2 separate regions of the Mus musculus genome follow, and region 2 is linked to region 1. The links are chromatin loops, found by intact Hi-C in ENCODE. Cell type or tissue: left cerebral cortex. All regions are shown on one strand. Each heading gives the region's core, and the rest is flanking DNA. Links, peaks and the distances in the headings are about the cores only.

Evidence for each region. A loop is a pair of places that touch in the nucleus more often than their neighbours do. Peaks named below come from ENCODE experiments on the same cell type or tissue, not always from the same donor. Only the 100,000 strongest peaks of a DNase experiment are listed, where the experiment ranks them.
Region 2: a loop joins it to region 1, with 2.9 times the contacts of the local background. A loop is called at or near these places in 2 of 42 quality-filtered maps.

Annotation. Positions count from the first base shown.
Region 1 is chr16:38,960,618-38,965,996 of GRCm38, forward strand. All of the region lies in intron 1 of Igsf11 (immunoglobulin superfamily, member 11), which reads left to right. It also overlaps the pseudogene Gm34258. Among named protein-coding and RNA genes, the nearest start is that of Igsf11, 61 kb to the left of the region's middle. In left cerebral cortex, for the core only: a CTCF peak has its summit at 2,341; DNase peaks (open chromatin) are centred at 1,450 and 2,259; H3K27ac peaks cover 1,846 bases.
Region 2 is chr16:38,870,539-38,875,917 of GRCm38, forward strand. Gm15802 (a long non-coding RNA gene) reads left to right here. Exons shown (of 4, transcript XR_876078.1): 4 at 5,139-5,175. Among named protein-coding and RNA genes, the nearest start is that of Igsf11, 29 kb to the right of the region's middle. In left cerebral cortex, for the core only: no CTCF peak of the experiment used is centred there; DNase peaks (open chromatin) are centred at 2,886 and 4,131; H3K27ac peaks cover 1,877 bases.

The DNA.
Region 1 (5,379 bases), core at 329-5,328:
TGGATCTAAGGTAGTTAAGCTTGGGCATCCCTCCCCGACATCCGAGGTCAAGTGTGGGAAGTAGCTCCCCCTGTTGCTCTTCCTTGCCTTTATTAGCCTGTCTCTGAGGTAGGATTACAGCACCCGGTGGGCGTAGTTGTCTCTTCTAAATGTGGCACTGTTGTTACCTGCTCCTGTGCAGGCAGAGCTCTGTGTGTTCCAGAGACATCCTGCGAGCACAGATTACACAAAGGGCAGACAACTTGACTGACTTGATTAGCTGCACGCCATTCTATGTGTGAAAGGGTGAAGTGGGCACGGGGAACTGGGAGTGATGGCTAGGTCTTCACTCGACTGGTGTTGATTTATTTTGAGACAGAGTCTCTTACTTTGTGGCCCTGGATGGCCTTGGAGCTTTGTATGGAGAGCTCTCTGGCCTTGAACTCCTAGAGATCCGCCTGTCTTTCTCGCTCCAGTGCTGAGATTAAAGCCTGTGTTGACCCTTTAGCATATGACCTGCCTGATTATTTTTCTCTCTTGTCTTTACTCAAATATATAGTTCTTTATTTTAAAAAGGGGATGTGTGTGTGTGTATGTATGATATGTATGTTTGCATGTACCTGTAAGATATCTGTATGGTGTGTGTAGTCTGTATGTGTACATGCATGTATGTTTGTGTGTGTGTATGTGTGTGGTATGTATGTATGTTTGTTTGTGTGTGTGTATGTATGATATGTATGTTTGCATGTGCCTGTAAGATGCCTGTATAGTGTGTGTGGTCCGTGTGTGTACATGCATGTATGTTTGTGTGTGTATATGTGTGTGACATGTATGTATGCTTTTTGTGTGTGTATGTTTTTTTGGGTGTGGTATGTTTGTGTATATATGTCTAGTGTGTGATATGTGTGTGTGTATATGGTATGTTTGGTCTGTATGTTTGTTTGTGTATATATGTGTATGCCGTGTATGTATGGGTTTTTGTGTGGTGTGTGAATTTTGTGTGTGTATGTTTGTATGTGTGTGTATATGTGTCTAGTGTGTGGTATGTGTGTGTATAATGTCTGTGTGGTCTGTGTGTGTATGTGTGTGTGTATGATGTGTTTTGGGGTGTGGGGTGTGTGTGCCCACATATGTGGGTGTCTGCAGGGGCCAGAAAATGGTGTCAGATTCCCCATGAACTGGAGTCATAGGCAGTTGTGAGCAGCGTGGGTGCTGGGAACTGAACTCAGGACCTCTGCAAGAGCAGTGCGTGCTCTTAACCACTGAGCCATCTCTCCAACCCCAAAGGACTGACTTGTCTGCCTGTCGACTCCTCATCTGATAATCCAACTCTGGTCTCACAAATGGCAGGGGGCACTTGCCACCATTATCAGTCATCAGTCAGTATGCTTGCATCAGGCTGTCTCTGTGCCAACATGGGCTTGTAAATCCCTGTATCTGCCACTGTGCAGAGATGTGATGGAGGTGGAAGTTGCTGCTGCCTAGGAAACCCCTTGTCAAATGCCTGGTAACAGAAATCAGAGAGGTTAGATGCTTTTTTTGTAAACCTTACATCATCCTGATTTTTTAGCCTGTGTATAGTTATAATTAGCCGGGTAGTTCAGGCTTGCAAGAAAGGTGTGCTGCAGGGAGAGTCAGGCCTTCTAACACCTCTCCTCTGCCACAAATGGCCAAGTGACTTTAGGTTAAAAAAAAAAAAAGAAGCCTTTCTATGCTGTTTTGTCATATGTGAAACAGACATTGTTAGAGATATTTATATAGGTGATTTATGAAGGTCACGGTATGTGTGAGCGCTCAGCATAGGCACACATCACCCTTGATTGAATTCAATAAATGGAGCACCCATGATATGCAAGGTTAGGTAGATGGAAAGATCTCCAGCCTCGCCTTTAAATGTTTTACAGTTTAGCAGCTGAGGCTTAAATCTTTAACAGTTACTTGACGTTCTGTCTGATAAACATTATTAATGCCATTTGGGCCTCATGTTTCAATTCAGAGACCAGCATGGCAGTTACAGGATCCTGGGGCAAGCAGCCCATGTGACAGGAAAGCAAACTGTACCCGCCTATAGCCGGAGCACACATGGTCAGGTGACTGTTGCCTTGTCTTGTTGAATACGGTAGGGGTCAGGCTCAGAAACAGGACGGAGGGTGAAAGCCTCCATAATTATGAAAAGAAAAACTGGGATCCGAGCAAAGCTAACAGACACAGATGGCTTCAGGCAAACTGTGATGGGCTGGTGGGCGTGTGGTGAGGATAGATTTACCAAGCGGGCACACAACCCGAGTGTGGGTTTTCTTTTACTCTTTGCATCTGTGGAGGAAGGGAGGTCACATTCCCATGGTTGTGGTTAGGGCCGATTCTGCTGTTGTCGCTGTGTTCCCGTGATAGGTGGCACTGTCTGTGCAGTTTCTTACTGCTCTGTTTTGTTCTTTCTGTGGGCTCCTCCTGAGCTTTCCTTAATCTTTCTGCCTGTTCTTTTATGAACACCACAAGTATCTCTTCTCCCCAGACCTCCGCTTCTTTATTTCCAAAACGACACGTGCTGCTATTGAGTAAACGCACATTAACAGACGAATCCCTGCCTTTTGTGGTGCAGGTGTGTTTGCCTGCTTGCGTGTTTATGTGTTCTTGCATCTGTGTATGGCTACTCATGTGTGCAGGCATGCTGTCTAGCTGTCATTGAGGATCCCCCGTCTCTCCCTGATGCTCCCCGAAGCTGGAATTAGAGGAAGGCTACCACACCCGAGTTTCTGAGGACTTAAACTCTCGTCTGCTCTAACCATTGGGCCATCTTCCCAGCTCCAGCAGATGCATTTTTAATTTCAAAAATTTTCTGTAGGAATTATAGAAAATAGAAAAGTCCAAAGAAGAATATTGAGACCGCCCTGAATGTTTAGCCCTTGAAGGACCCGTCTCTCCTCTAAGAAATAATGTAGAGAGAGTGGATGAGTTTTTCACTTGTTAGTTATACATAGAAGACAGTTATTTGTGCTACATAGTTATTTGTGATGTCTGAAAAGTTGGAACCATTTTTTCTTCAAAAATTATAATCACTTCTGTAGTACAGCATTTTGAAAAACTTGCCCTTTGTAAGATTATATTGGTCACTGATCTTGAATCACTTATTTGCCTGAAGAATAGTGAAGTAGAGACAGGAGAAATGAGAACTCTTTGTTATATGGCCAAGAGAGTTTTCTTCCTTTATGGTTTCTTCTTTACATTTCTTTTTGCTCTTTACCTTAGCTAACAGATGGAGCCCAACCAAATCTTTGTGGTGTCCTTTAGTGTAGTAACTCCTGTTAGGACTTGACTATAGTCCTTTAATTATTTAACTTGTAGGTTCCTAATCTGGGTTGAGGCAGGACAGCTGTATCTCCTACAATTATATTTTAGGATCTACTTATGTGCTCACTTTTCTGAGAAGGTATTTGTTCTGTGAATCTCACCAGATTTTCAAATTGTCCTGTGTGCTGGAAAAAGATTTAAGGGACTGTGTGTAAGATATGGTTCTGGCTTAGCCCTGACACTGTCGTCAACTCTGGCAGTGCATTGGGTACCAGAACCTTGTAAAAAGTGATCAATTGTGACAAATTTAGTTTGTTGATTAGAAAAAAATCAAGGGGATTTTGCTACCTCTGTGAATCCTATCAGCTCTCTATTGGTACTGTATTGATAGATTTGGTAGGCTACTGTCAATTCTATGACTATTAGTACTTTATTGGTAGATTTGGTAGGCTACTGTGAATCCTATGACTATGTATTGCTACTGTATTGATAGATTTGGTACTCAAGCTCAAAACACTAGAGTGATGCTGTCCAAACTCACAAAACCAGACAAGGTGTTCTTCAGGTGAAATTGTTTTAAGAAGTGATCTGTGCAGATCACTGTGACACCCACTTTGTTTAGGGTCTACCCAACATTCCAAATGTAAACTGCCTTGCCTTTCCTCTGGTGTGTGCCTTGTCTTTCCTCTGCCTGCTCTTCTTCAAGAAGTGTGTGTGTGTGTGTGTGTGTGTGTGTGTGTGTGTGTGTTGTTAAGTGCATATTTATCTTAAGCTGGGGATCTCATTTCTTTTCTCAACTGTTGACATACTGGTGACATGACAAGGCTTTCCTGGCCCTTCCCTCCCCACCCCCTTCCCTCCCTCCTTAGCTCTACTGTTCTTCAGCTCCTTCCCAGCCTTGCAGTCACTATTGCTGTGTGTGCTAACCATAAGACTTCATGCTTTGTCCACACATGCAGATAGGATGTGTTCAGTTTAGTTAGGTTTGTCCTTCTAAGACTCTATATGCCTGTGTGCAAACCTTGAGTGTGGTGATGCTCCACAACCCTCACTCCCAAACTGCAGATGAGACATGGAGGACATGAGGGGAAACAGTTGTTCTATGAGCAGGGCCTGTAGACAGTGGAAGGAGGGACTGTTGTTGTATTTCAGAACATCCCACAGAAGGTTGAAATAGCTGAGGTCCCAAGGATCTTTTGGCTTCAGTATTTCAAGAGTTAAAAAGCATTATCTCCACAGAGGCCAATACGGATGGAAGGCTTCTCTACATGGTTGAGTTCATAGGGTGATTACCCATAGAGCTTAGCAGACTCCATCATATGACTGTTGTCAGTGAAGTAAAATCAATATCAGTTAGGGGATACTAATTAAAACTGTAGCCTCCTCCAGGAAAAACACATTGATTGTTTCTCTCCATATAAAGCATCAACACTTGACTGTATATAGGCAAATGCAGACATAAAGTTTACTCCAGACAAAAGGAAGACAGAAGCAGGGTTTCCTTAGTTTGTGTCTGCTCATCATCACTTGGTGCTTCTGGGTCAGGAGACCTCGTTTCAGCAGCACACATCCATTACAGTGCTTTCTCTTTCACTCTCATTTTACACAGTGTACCAGGCTCATTGCACCATGCCCATGAACCTCGTGTTTCCCTGTGAGTGTAGTATTCCCAGAGCTGCAGCCCCTCAGCCCTCAGCAGAAAGAAGGCGCTGCATGATCAAAAGGAACCAATGGAAATCACAGTCATCTCTGCCTGACCTTTGGAGCAGATGGAGCGATCTCTACATTCTGGGGAGACTGGGGGAATCATGCTGGCTGTCCTATTTTCAGAGTGACAGTTCATGGAAGAACAGAAAGACAGATGTTGAGGACCGTGTAGTCCTTCAGTTGTTAGGTTTCAGTGTGTGTGGAAGCAAAACCCGGGACTGACCCTTGAGTTTTACCTTATCAGATCCTAGCATCTGTGTGTGGTGGAGTCCTTGGAAACAGATGCCCCTCTCGAGGCCGGTGGATGCGGTTCAGGGACCGCATTCTTACAGTCACCAAGGCCAGAGATTCCCACAAGGGGTGACCTGGCAGAGGCGCTGGACCATCCTTGCTGCAGCCCTAAGT
Region 2 (5,379 bases), core at 72-5,071, 90 kb before region 1:
CCATTCCTCTGTTGAGGGGCATCTGGGTTCTTTCCAGCTTCTGGCTATTATAAATAAGGCTGCTATGAACATAGTGGAGCATGTGTCCTTCTTACCAGTTGGGGCATCTTCTGGATATATGCCCAGGAGAGGTAACAACAGATCCTGAAGAAATCCAAAACACCATCAGATCCTTCTACAAAAGGTTATACTCAACAAAACTGGAAAACCTGGACGAAATGGACAAATTTCTGGACAGATACCAGGTACCAAAGTTGAGTCAGGATCAAGTTGACCATCTAAACAGTCCCATATCACCTTTGTCGTCAGCAACAAACTTCTGTCTCTTGGGCTGGTTCCACTCCATTAACAGGTTTCCTTAGCAGATAGCTCATGGCTCTGGCATCTCCAAAATCTTGGGGTCTCCAAGGCAACTTCAAAGTTACAACTTTCTGTTTCAACATCTGGTATCCACACATGATCTTCTGGGCTCCTCCAAAGGGCTGGTGTCACTTCTCCAGCTCTGCCTTCTGTAGCACTCTAAACTCAGGTTGATCCACTCCATTACTGCTGCTGTTCTTGGTGATCATCCCATGTAACTGGCATTGAAAGATTCTGACAGAATGTCAAAGGTCACAGAAGCTCTGGGTAACTCTTGCATATCACCAAGTACAGCTGTAGCAGGAGGTACATCCTTGGCTATATCTGGAACGCAGCTTCTTTGTGCTCTCAGAAAACACTTCCCAGAAGATTTCAGTTCAATGACGCTGGTCTCTTCTTAATCACTGCTAATTTCTCAGCTTCAGCTAACCAGCATCAATAGTCCCAGTAGTCCCTTCTATTCTTGACTCTAAAGCCAGAGCCACATGGCTGAAGCTGCTCTCTGCTGCTTGCAGGATCTGGAACCGATTGCTTGATTTTTAAGTAGTTACCAAAGTGGGCAATCGGCCTGTTAAAGTGTTATCGGTGCTCTTCATGTTTGCCGGCACACAGTGGTTAAGATATGGAATCAAGCTAGGTAAACATTAACAGATGACGGGATTTATGCAGGATGGGTATATATAATCAAAGGCCTACTGCTTGACTACAGAAAAGAAGTGCCACGGAAGACGTCATGTTTAACAAACTAAGGCAGATGCAGTAAGAAGTACTTCGTGTTCTCAAATGTACGCGAAAGCTAAAAACAGCCAAACAAAACCCAATCCCCAAACAAATCACCGAAACAGTTGAACTCAGTTCAGATCAGAATAGCGATGATTAGAACCTCGAGGGATCTGGGGGAGGAGGAAGACTGGAGCGGTTGCTCTACAGTGTGAAGTCCCAGTTAGACTAAAGATCTGGTGCTTTTAATACAGTGACGTGACTGCAGCAAACACAATGTTTATTCCAAACACCCAGAAGAATGATAAACTGTAAAGAAATGAGAAATACCTGTACTGACTTAATCACTACACATCGTGTGTGTGTGTGTGTGTGTGTGTGTGTGTGTGTGTGTGTGTGTGTGTGTGTGTAGAATTATTACATGGAGCAGCAGAAATCCCTACAATTAAAGAGCAAAGGAAAAAGTGAAAAAAAAAAGCTTTCCTTTTCTATGTCTTCACTTCTTCACAGCCCACCGCCATCCAGCTGGGATGTCTTGGGAAAGGGCTACGAGTCAACGCAATTCTTCCTCTCATTCTTTCTTTAACCTTTACATAGATCTGATCCTTGGCAACTCATATGACTTCAGATGTGCTCAGCTCATTCAGGGTGGTGTGGCTGTAGAATAGCTTTTGATAATTCATAATTTCCATCTATGGCTTCTATGACATTCACCTTGGTTTTCTTTCTCTAGTCTATGTTCCTCTAAGTCTATATTTGGATAATATTCCCTTGAGGGCTCTTCTTTCATTTCATCATTCTTTGATTTCTTTGTTGATTGATTCTATAAAGATTAGAGTGCCTACTTACTGTGCACCAGATACTGTTAAGTACAGAGGTATAAAAACACAATGAAACCTTTGTCTTCATAGACTTTCTTTCTTTCTTTCTTTCTTTCTTTCTTTCTTTCTTTCTTTCTTTCTTTCTTTCTTTCTTTCTTTCTTTCTTTCTTTCTTTCTTTCTTTCTTTCTTTCTTTCTTTCTTTCTTTGTGTACAGCACTGGGCATTGAACTTGGATCTCACACTTGCTCACAGGCTAGGCAGGGGCTTCACTGCTTTCTCTCTCCAGCCCTTTTAAGTTTTTATTGAAGACAGGGTCTATCCAGGTAGGGCTTGAACTTGTGATGCTCCTGCTTCAGTCTCCAGCTGGGTTCACAGCCCAGTGCCACCAAGTCTGGCTTAGGGATCTTAATTTTTTATCTGAGGTGTGGCAACTCTTTCCTCCAGAAAGCCACCTCCTAATTTTGGAATCTATGAGTACATTAAGCTATACCACGAAGAGGGGTTAATGCTGCAGATGGAATGAAAGGTGCTAATCAGCCCTCAGGAAGATTTAACATCAGCCCAAGTGAGATGCAGAGTAAAAACCTCTTTCGCCACCACGTGGTGTCAAATACTAGCACTGCACACAAGTACAGTACACACTGAGGGGAAGCATCAAAGCATGGCGAGATTGGAGAACTCTGGTGAATCTATTGTATAGACTTCTACCTGGAAAGGTCCAGGGGATATATCCTTCACTCCTGTGAAAACAGAATTTGTGACAAGTCCTTGAATACTTAATCAGAGCTACTTGGTGTACGACTGGAGTATCAGGGCATTTCCGTCATGGCGGGGCACCATGTTATTCTTATTAGAATACACACTTACTCTGTATGGATTTTCCTTTTCCTGTCCACAGTGCTTCTGCCAAGACTACCATCTGTGGATTTGTAGAAGGCTGTAGCTGCTGTCAGGATGTTTCACATAAACATCATTTCTGACTAAGGAAGTTATCAGGGGGCCAGCTGATGGAATTCATCTGTCTTGTCATAAGCCTGACCATGCCAAAGAATTCTTAAAATGGTAGAACGACTTTGAATAGGGAGTTTATGGTGCCAGGAAGGGAGCTTTGCTTTGCAGAGCTGAGAGAATAATCTCTGGATGCTGAACATATTCCAAGTCCAATATGTGGTACTGTATCTGCTGTAGACAAGGTTCCTGGGTCCAGTCACCAAGGGCTGAAATTGGCACTTCCTTCTCTTATAGTGTTCTCTGGTGATCTACAAACCAAGTTTTACTTCCTACCCTCAGAATGAAGCTCTATTGGTATAGAAGTCTTGATTCCAAAGGGAAGGGTGATCTCTGGGAGGATAGCCCATGGACCACAATGTTGAGTTGGTTACTGGGAGGCTCTTCATGCCTCTGTATTCATACACAGGGAATGAGTTAACTGTCCTGTATGTTGTTACTATTGCAACCGATCCGAAAGGTTCTGAAACTGTAGATTAGGAGAGATATCAGAGATAACATTTATGATCATCAGAGATAACACCAGAGAACTGAATTGCCCTCCTTAACTTTAACAGTAAATTAAGTAAATCAGAATTGCTGCTTGTAGATTGATAGTTGTGTCAAATTGTTAGATTTGTAGTTCCCATCATATGTCATATTGTCAGGAAGATAGGTGCATGGAGTGTATGCCATGCTCTCTGCTGGTTAGTTTCTGTCAACATCACTCAAGCTAGAGTCACCTGAGAAGAGGGAATCTCAAATGAAGATGAAAGATTGCCTCCATCAGCCTGGCCTGGAGGCCTGTCTTCAGAGTGTTTGTCTTGATTAATGATTGGTGTGGGAGGTTCAACCTCCTGTGGGTAGGGCCATCCATGAGCCAGTGGTCCTGGGTTGTATAAGAAAGCAGGCTAATCAAGCAAGTGGTAAGCAACACCCCATCCATGGCCTCTGATTCAGTTCCTTACTGATTTCTGCCTGGGCTTCCCTGTAACCTATAAGCCAAATAAACCCTTTCCTCTCCAAGTTGCTTTTGGTCAGAATGTTGTACTCTGCATTAAGGTGCTCTGCGACCCTCAGTGGCCTTCTCCTTTGCAGACTGAACATAAAGTTTGCAAGGTATATTAATGCCGAGGATAAGTGGGATTATGCAAAGTGCCTCACACCTAGAGGAGCCCCCACAGATGTTCCTTCCTCCTACACAGTGCCTTTCCTCACAGAATTGTCTCATACTCTGGTGAATCACTGCTATATGGGATTTTAAAGCCAGGAAGAAATAGGTCTCAATTTTCATTGCCATGACGACAGACTCAGCAAAGTGAAAAATTTCCTCCTGAAACAGTGAGCGACTGTTAACAAAGTGGCACCTTTTTAATTGGTGGCAAGTATGTGATTTCTTTCCTACTCCCCACCCCCTTCTGCTGTTTTCCCTAATCCTGTTTGTTTATTGTGCGAGGACAGAAGGAGGAGTGTTGATTTATCCTTGCTGTGAAGATGGTAACTTGACCTTTTATGCATCTACCTTACTGCCATCAGAAGATTGTCCAAAGGATCTGGAATTTTGTTATTACCTGATGTTGGGCGGTGCCATTATCATTATCTCTGTTCTTCAGATATCTTAAAGCCATAGCCATATTTTACTCACTGAAAACAACCTCAGTGAGCTACAGTGACCATCAGGCCTTTCCTAGTCTAAATAGGACCATTTCCAAAAGAGGTTCATAAATGAAAATTCACAAATGTGTGTGGAAAATATTATTTTGAAATGCCAGAAGTTGATTCAACTAACGTCTAGGGAAATATATAACACACCTTCATAGTTTTGTGGTCTTGAGTACCAATGTGACTTCCTAAAACTGAAACCTGTGGCTCTTAGAACAGACAGCAAAAACAGTTATTCACTGTCACTAAGAAATGCTGTCCTTACATTATGAACTAACCAGTACCCCGGAGCTCTTGACTCTAGCTGCATATGTATCAAAAGATGGCCTAGCCGGCCATCACTGGAAAGAGAGGCCCATTGGACAGGCAAACTGTATATGCCCCAGTACAGGGGACCGCCAGGGCCAAAAAGTGGGAGTGGGTGGGTAGGGGAGTGGTGGTGGGGGGAGGGTATGGGGGACTTTTGGGATAGCATTGGAAATGTAAATGAGGAAAATACCTAATTAAAAAAAAAAAGGAAGAAATGCTGTCCTTGCATGCTTTACTGAAGAGGGACTCTAAATCTTGATTTTTTTTTTTTTTTTTAGATCAAGAAATCATCCTTGTATCACATCACTGGGTAGTAAGTCGTTGTAAAATAACATTTTTACTTAAAAATTATTTTCAGAAGTTACTTTGAAAGCCTGAATTCTCAAAAGTAGTTTGGTAGCATCAGTGAAGAAATTACATATTGACTCTTTCTTATTAGAAGGAACAAAAGGTGCAGAAACATGTTGTCACTGATATTAAAAGTTCCTTCTTCATTTCAGACAGGAAGTCGGGCTGCTT